3 separate regions of the Homo sapiens genome follow, and regions 1 and 3 are each linked to region 2. The links are chromatin loops, found by intact Hi-C in ENCODE. Cell type or tissue: endothelial cell of umbilical vein. All regions are shown on one strand.

Region 1 (2,500 bases), 230 kb before region 2:
ACACTTAGAGGCAAAAGTGTTCACTGAGGATTAAACTCTTTTTTTTTTTTTTTTTGAGATGGAGTTTCGCTCTTGTTGCCCACGCTGGAGTGCAATGGCATGATCTTGGCTCACTGCAACCTCCTCCTCCCAGGTTCAAGTGATTCTCCTGCCTCAGCCTCCCAAGTAGCTGAGATTACAGGTACGTACCACCACACCTGGCTAAATTTTTTGTATTTTTAGTAGAAACCGGTTTTCACCATGTTAGCCAAGCTGGTCTCGAACTCCTGACCTCAGGTGATCTGCCCACCTCGGCCTCCCAAAGTGCCGGAGTTACAGGCGTGAGATACCACGCCCGGCCAGCTCTTTTTCCTTGGGAAGAAATGCCTTTCATTCTGATATTTGACCCTGCCGGAGTGACAGCAAGGATAATTTTGCTCCCTTTAAAGTTCTCATTTGGCAAAATACAAATATTCTCTGTAGGCCTGTAGCCCCCAATATTTTTTCAATGTGTAGGGTTGTAAAATTCAAAACTGGGTGTTCTGTGTTATACAAACTTCAAATTATACAGAGGGTTTATTCTGGAAGTGGAGAGGATGTGAGAGATAGGGTTCAGCCAGATCACCTCACCTTCTGTTTTACATATAAAATTTCTCTGAAATATATCAATTGAAGGATAATAGAAGAAAGAAAAGTTGTTAGGGAACCCCTTTTATTGGTACAACATTTCCTCAAGGTCAGATAATAAACTATACAGTCCCCTTGGTGTCCATGAGGAATTGGTTCCAGGACCCCTCAGGATGCCCACATCCATGGATTCTGAAGTCTTTTATGTAAAATGGAATAGTGTTTCCACATAACCTATGCACATCTTCCCACATATGGTAAATCATTTCTAGATTAATTATAATAAGTGGTACAGTGTAAATGCTATGTAGATAATTATTATACTGTACTGTTTAGGGAATAATTACAAGAAAAAATGTTCAGTATACAGGCAACCATACATTTTTTTTTCCTGAATATTTTGATGCACGGTTGTTTGCATCCACAGATATGGAGCTCGTAAGTACAGAGGGCTGACTGTAGAAGTTGGGGCAGCAACAATGCTACGTCCTAGTTCAATTAGCTAGATTTGGGAAAACACAACTGGCTATGGGAAAGCTCTCTCGCCAGAGAGTAAGGCAGCTGGAACAGAGAGAACCGGCAAGGCGGGAGGGCAGCGTGGGGAGGACCAGTCAGCATAGGTCAAATCCTCATCCCAATGCAGACTGTCCCACAGGCTGGCTCAGTGAGGCACTTCTACCACAAGATGGCGATGTTGCCCATTTGGTTCTTGGTTCTTCCACAATTGGTTAAGACCCCAAGGAGGCTTGCCTTGTGAAATCAATCCATCACCATTAAGTTAGCTGTTAAGGAATAATGATGAGCATTTGATGTCATTCACATTGATAAGCAGACAGAGCAGGCGTGCCTCCTGGTAGCTGGGTGATCTTGGCATGGGCCTCTGGGCACCCCCACACCCATATGACCATTGTGTCTGTCCTTACACCTCACAGAGGGGACAAGAGCAGGCGTGGAGGGCTGCCAGGTGCCTCTGGGGGCTTCACGCCCAGCTCCTCCCAACTGAGGCTCCTGGTCAAGTGACATCCAGACTCTCCAGACCTCAGTTTCTTCACCTGCAAAGTGCCTCAGAATAGGAGGGAAGCACTTAGCACAGTGCCAACATCTGGTAGCACTTATAAAAAATCTTTGCTGTTATTATGACTACTCCTGTCATTATCGAACAAATAAGTCTAATAACGAATAACACTTTGCACACTGGAATGTCAGTTACAGTGATGACGGGTGGTTTAGTTTTTTCTTACATTCTGAGCATGCTGAAAGTCAGTGTGACCGTGCCTGGGGCAGCCCTGCAAATGCCCATGCATGGATGGCCCCCACATGTTTGGGTGCGGGGAGGCTGGTACTGCCCTCAGGTCTAGGCTCCCTGCTGCCCTGTCCCAGTGTTTGCTAAGGGTGTCTTCCTCCCAGGAGCAGTGTGGGCACTCTCTGCCTCAGTCACCACCCCAGAGATGACCAAGCCCTCTCACTGGGCTTGACCAGTGACAGGGCAAGGCAACAGGGAGCTTCCCAGAGCTTCTCCTGCACCGGTGAAGATCCACTAATCCACATATCTACTCAGGAATCCAGCTCAGAACCCGACAGGGAACCGTAACCCCCAAGCTCTCTGTTAGTCTCCCTTCTGGGCGTAGGGCCTCCCTGCCCACAAGGGCTTTTCCAGGCTCCAACCCCTGCAGGCTTCATGGCCTCACACTTGATCACAAGTGAAAGAGCCATGGGGAAATCCCTGGCATGCGTTCTCCATGGCTCGTGTACCCACCATGCCTCCTTCCTTCATTTCTGTACACGCTAGGAGGAAACTGGCATTATTCTCCTCATTTCCTAGATGAGGAAACTGAGATTCAGTAAAATTTACAGAGTCTGCAGGGGGTAAAGCCAGATTTTGTGTTCTGTCACT
Region 2 (2,500 bases):
TAAAGGCATGTTCATCCAGTATGCACACTGAGTGTCCTCCACATTCCACAGATTGTGAGAAGCACAGACACATTACAGAGAATGAGATGGATACAATATTGCCTTAAACGAACTGGTGGCCAAGCCAAATTCTAACTGCAGAGAATGATCAGGAAGGAGCGATTTGAGGAAATAACATGTGAGCTAGACTTTTAAGGAGGAGAAAGAGCCAGCTGCAGAAAGCCAGCAAGAATGGTGTTTAATGCAAAGAAAATCATAAACCGACCCCTAGCTGGAAATGATCCTAACCTGTGGAAGCTCCTGAATTGAGTGAGGAACCGGCTGGCAGGAGAGGTAAGCAGACTGGGTTTGGTGGATGAGCAGATATCAATTCCTGCCATGCCTTGCACACCGTGCTGAAGAATTTCTATTTTACTCCAAGTGAAATGAGAAGCCTTTGAAAGCTTTTACCAGGACATGACAAGACACCTTTTATATTATTAGAAGGCTGGCATGGCCACAGGGAAGGAACAGGCTTCTAGTTGGTGAGAATGGGAGGGTGGAGAACAGTCAGGAGGACATTGCAGTTGCTCAGGAAAGAGAGGACAGTGACCTGGGCCTGTGCCGTGGCCGGGAGTTGGAGCACAGGAGACTCAGGATGCCTATGAGAGGTGGCGGGGCAGGACTTGCTGAGGGCTGGGTTGAGGGCGCAGTGAGGAGGAAAGAACAGAACTCCAGCCCAGGCCTGAGTAAGTCACAGGATGGTTACTCAGCCAAGGCAGAGGTGAGGATGAGCAGATTGTCAGGGCTGGGGCTTTGGGGAGGAATCCAGAGCCGTCCTCATAGAGTGTTGGGGCGTTATGCATGTAGGACTGTGGATCTCAAATGCCACCCCGTGGATCCAGCTTAGAGGTTCAGGTTTTACGAGAGTGCAGGGGAGGGCACCTCTCAATTTTGATCATGGACTTCATTTGGGGCAGTACCACATGGTTTTCCATTATGAATTAGTGATAGTCAATTTTAATCTTTGCCAACCATATTTGGAAAATTAACATTAGCAATTCTTAATCTAAAAAAGCATGGATTACAGGAACCCAGAGTCTATAACCCATGGCTTGGAAGGTGTCTGAGAGAGATCCTGGGCTGTGTCAGATTTCGCAGAGAGGGTGGGTGGCTGACCTCTGAGAGATGGAGGGCTTCTGACAGGAACTAAGGTGGGAAGAGTCTCGCAGAGCGGCAGTCTTCCTACCCCACGATAAAGAAGGTGACAATATGTTGAAATATGACATGTGAAGATGAAGAGATCATGAAGAGAATCCTCCAAGGTGGCAGATAAACCACAAAGCTACAGGGCAATTCCTGTGCCCCCAGCCACCTGCCCTGTAAATCCCGGCATCCTCCACTTCACCACAATGACCAATAGAGGGCAGCATTCACCCATGGATGACCAGCCCCTCAGGTGCCTTTTACTCCAGCTTCACCCTGGGGAGCAGGCTCTGAAGGTGGCCCTGGGGTCGACATAGGATCTGCATTGAAGGAAGAAGCTCTACTAACTAAACACTCCCTGAGTGCTGTATGGGTTCTGCAGAGGCCCCTCTGCTTGGCTCTGTTCTTGCTGCTCTGGGCTACAGGGGTGTGCAGGGTTTTATTGATCAGAGCAATGGCCAGTAGATGGCATAGCCTCCTTTTCCTGCAGCTGTCCCCACGGCCCTGCTGGACAGGCCCAGAACGGACCCTCTCAGAAGACAAGGACTCTCTCAGGGTGGGTGATGAACATGTGGACACCTCTGTGGACAAGACTGGTTTCTTTCCTCTCTTTCACTCTTCCCTCTTCCGCTGTTATTACTGTTGGCCCTCTTCCTCCCCTCCCCCTTTACTAAAGCTACCCATCTCCCATCTCCTTCTTGCTCATGGTCCCTTCTGGAGGTCAGAGGTGTGAATGCCAGGGAAAATCTACTTTTGTTCTTGTGGTTAACAGGGACACGTGATCCATTTGTGACAGACACAGTTTTCCATCCACGATGAGGTGTCTAGGGAGAAGATTCACCTTAGTCCCGATCTGATAAATCTCTAGACAGTGGAACTCTCTTACTGGTACCTGCTCAGGCCTGGTGCTTACATTCCGCTCCAAATAGCTTCATCCTCTCCCATAAAACATAATATCACCACCATCTCCATCCAAGCAATCATCATTATCATCACCACAATCACCACTGTCCCATCAGCATCACTGTTATCACCACTGTTGTAAACATCATCACTAGTGTCACCATCACTATCTCCACCAACCTCACCATTAACATACTCAGCAACATAAGCACCATTATCCCCATTATCATCAACACCCCCATCACCACTAGTACCATCACTGTCAACCACCATTACCATCACCACCATCACCATCATTATCAACACTATTGCCATTGCCATCACTATTACTACTAACATCACCATCACCACTATCACCACAACCACCACCATTACCATCACCACCATCACTACCATCACCACCACCATTGCC
Region 3 (2,500 bases), 55 kb after region 2:
AACACCCATAAAGGCATGTTCATCCAGTATGCACACTGAGTGTCCTCCACATTCCACAGATTGTGAGAAGCACAGACACATTACAGAGAATGAGATGGATACAATATTGCCTTCAATGAACTGGTTGCCAAGTCAAATTCTAACTGCAGAGAATGATCAGGAAAGATCAATTTGAGGAAATAACATTTGAGCTAGACTTTTAAGGAGGAGAAAGAGCCAGCTGCAGAAAGCCAACAAGAGGGGTGTTTGATGCAAAGAAAATCATAAACCGACCCCCAGCTGGAAATGATCCTAACCTGTGGAAGCTCCTGAATTGAGTGAGGGACTGGCCGGCAGGAGAGGTAAGCAGACTGGGTTTGGTGGATGAGCAGATATCAATTCCTGCCATGCCTTGCACACCGTGCTGAAGAATTTCTATTTTACTCCAAGTGAAATGAGAAGCCTTTGAAAGCTTTTACCAGGACATGACAAGACACCTTTTATATTATTAGAAGGCTGGCATGGCCACAGGGAAGGAACGGGCTTCTAGTTGGTGAGAATGGGAGGGCGGAGAACAGTCAGGAGGACATTGCATTTCCTCAGGAAAGAGAGGATAGTGGCCTGTGCCTGTGCCGTGGCCAGGAGGTGGAGCACAGGAGACTGAGGATGCCTGTGAGAGGTGGCGGGGCAGGACTTGCTGAGGGCTGGGTTGAGGGCGCAGTGAGGAGGAAAGAACAGAACTGCAGCCCAGGCCTGAGTAAGTTACAGGATGGTTACTCAGCCAAGGCAGAGGTGAGGATGAGCAGATTTTCAGGGCTGGGGCTTTGGAGAGGAATCCAGAGCTGTTCCCACAGAGGCTTGGGATGTCACCCATGTAGGACTGTGGATCTCAAATGCTACTCCCTGGATCCAGCCTGGATGTTCAGGTTTTACCAGAGTGCAGGGGAGGGCACCTCTCGATTTTGATCATGGACTTCATATGGTGCAGTACCACATGGTTTTCCATTATGAATTAGTGATAGTCAATTTTAGTCTTTGCCAACCATATTTGGAAAATCAACATTAGCAGTCCTTAATCCAAAAAAGCATGGATTACAGGAACCCAGAGTCTATAACCCATCGCTTGGAAGGTGTCTGAGAGGGATCCTGGGCTGTGTCCGAGTTGGCAGGCAGGGTGGGTGGCTGATTTCTGAGAGACAGAGGGCATCTGACGGAAACTAAGGCGGGAAGAGGCTCACAGAGTGGCAATCATCCAACCTCACAATAAAGAAGAGGACAATATTTTGAAATGTGACATGTGAAGATGAAGACATCATGAAGAGAATCTTCCAAGGGGCAGAGAAACCAAAAGCTACAGGGCAATTCCTTTGCCCACAGCCACCTGCCCTGAAAATCCTGCTGGGTTCATGAGTTTGCAGAGAACCTCTGTAAGGTGGGGCCTGCATCCTCCACTTCACACACTGACCACCAGAGGGAAGCACTCACCCACTGATGTCCAGTCCCTCAGGTCCCTCTACTCCAGCTTCACCCTGGGGAGCAGGCTCTGAAAGTGGCCCTGGGGTCGACATAGGGTCTGCCTTGAAGGAAGAAGCTCTACAAACTAAACACTCCCTGAGTGCTGTATGGGTTCTGCAGAGGCCCCTCTGCTTGGCTCTGTCCTTGCTGCTCTGGGTTACCTGGGTGTGCAGGGTTTTATTGCTCAGAGCCATGGCCAGTAGATGGCACAGCCTCCTGTTCCTGCAGCTGTCCCCACAGCCCCTGCTGGACAGGCCCAGAATGGACCCTCTCAGAAGACAAGGACTCTCTCAGGGTGGGTGATGAACATGTGGACACCTCTGTGGACAAGACTGGTTTCTTTCCTCTCTTTCACTCTTCCCCCTTCCGCTTATCTCCCTGTTCACTCTCTTCCTTCCCTCCCCCTTTACTAAAGCTACTCATCTCCCAACTACTTCTTATTCATGGTCCCTTCTGGAGGTCAGAAGTATGAATGCCAGGGAAAATCTACTTTTGTTCCTGTGGTTAACAGGGACACGCGATTCATTTGTGGTTAACAGGGACTCGCGATTCATTTGTGGCAGACACAGTTTTCCATCCACGATGAGGAGTCTAAGGAGAAGATTTACCTGAGTCCCGACCTGATAAATCTCTAGAGGGTAGAACTCTCTTACTAGTACCTGGCCAGGCCTGGTGCTTACATTCTACTCCAAATAGCTTCATCCTCTCCCATAAAACATAGTATCACCACCATCTCCATCCAAGCCATCACCATTATCATCACGACAATCACCACTGTCCCATCACCATCACCGTTATCACCACTGTTGTAACCATCATCACTAGTGTCACCATCATTATCTCCACCAACATCACCATCAATCTCAGTACCATCAGCACATTTATCCCCATTATCATCAACACCCCATCACCACTATTACCATCACTATCAACCACCATCACCATCACCGCCATCACCATCATTATCAACACCATTGCCATTGCCATAATTATTACTACTAACATC

The links. Peaks named below come from ENCODE experiments on the same cell type or tissue, not always from the same donor. Only the 100,000 strongest peaks of a DNase experiment are listed, where the experiment ranks them.
Region 1: a loop joins it to region 2, with 6 times the contacts of the local background. A loop is called at or near these places in 12 of 110 quality-filtered maps.
Region 3: it touches region 2 in a loop (7-fold over the local background); 7 of 110 quality-filtered maps call a loop at or near these places.

Annotation. Positions count from the first base shown.
Region 1 is chr20:23,440,719-23,443,218 of GRCh38, forward strand. All of the region lies in intron 2 of CSTL1 (cystatin like 1), which reads left to right. Among named protein-coding and RNA genes, the nearest start is that of CSTL1, 2.3 kb to the left of the region's middle. RefSeq lists enhancers at 1,206-1,305, 1,708-2,287. In endothelial cell of umbilical vein, a CTCF peak has its summit at 1,281 (motif pointing right); a DNase peak (open chromatin) is centred at 1,303.
Region 2 is chr20:23,667,170-23,669,669 of GRCh38, forward strand. It overlaps LOC107985383 (a long non-coding RNA gene), which reads left to right. Exons shown (of 5, transcript XR_001754712.2): 3 at 1-333. Among named protein-coding and RNA genes, the nearest start is that of CST4, 21 kb to the right of the region's middle. In endothelial cell of umbilical vein, a CTCF peak has its summit at 1,404 (motif pointing right); a DNase peak (open chromatin) is centred at 1,442.
Region 3 is chr20:23,722,416-23,724,915 of GRCh38, forward strand. LOC105372574 (a long non-coding RNA gene) reads left to right here and starts at 132. Exons shown (of 3, transcript XR_937387.2): 1 at 132-341. In endothelial cell of umbilical vein, a CTCF peak has its summit at 1,423 (motif pointing right); no DNase peak of the experiment used is centred here.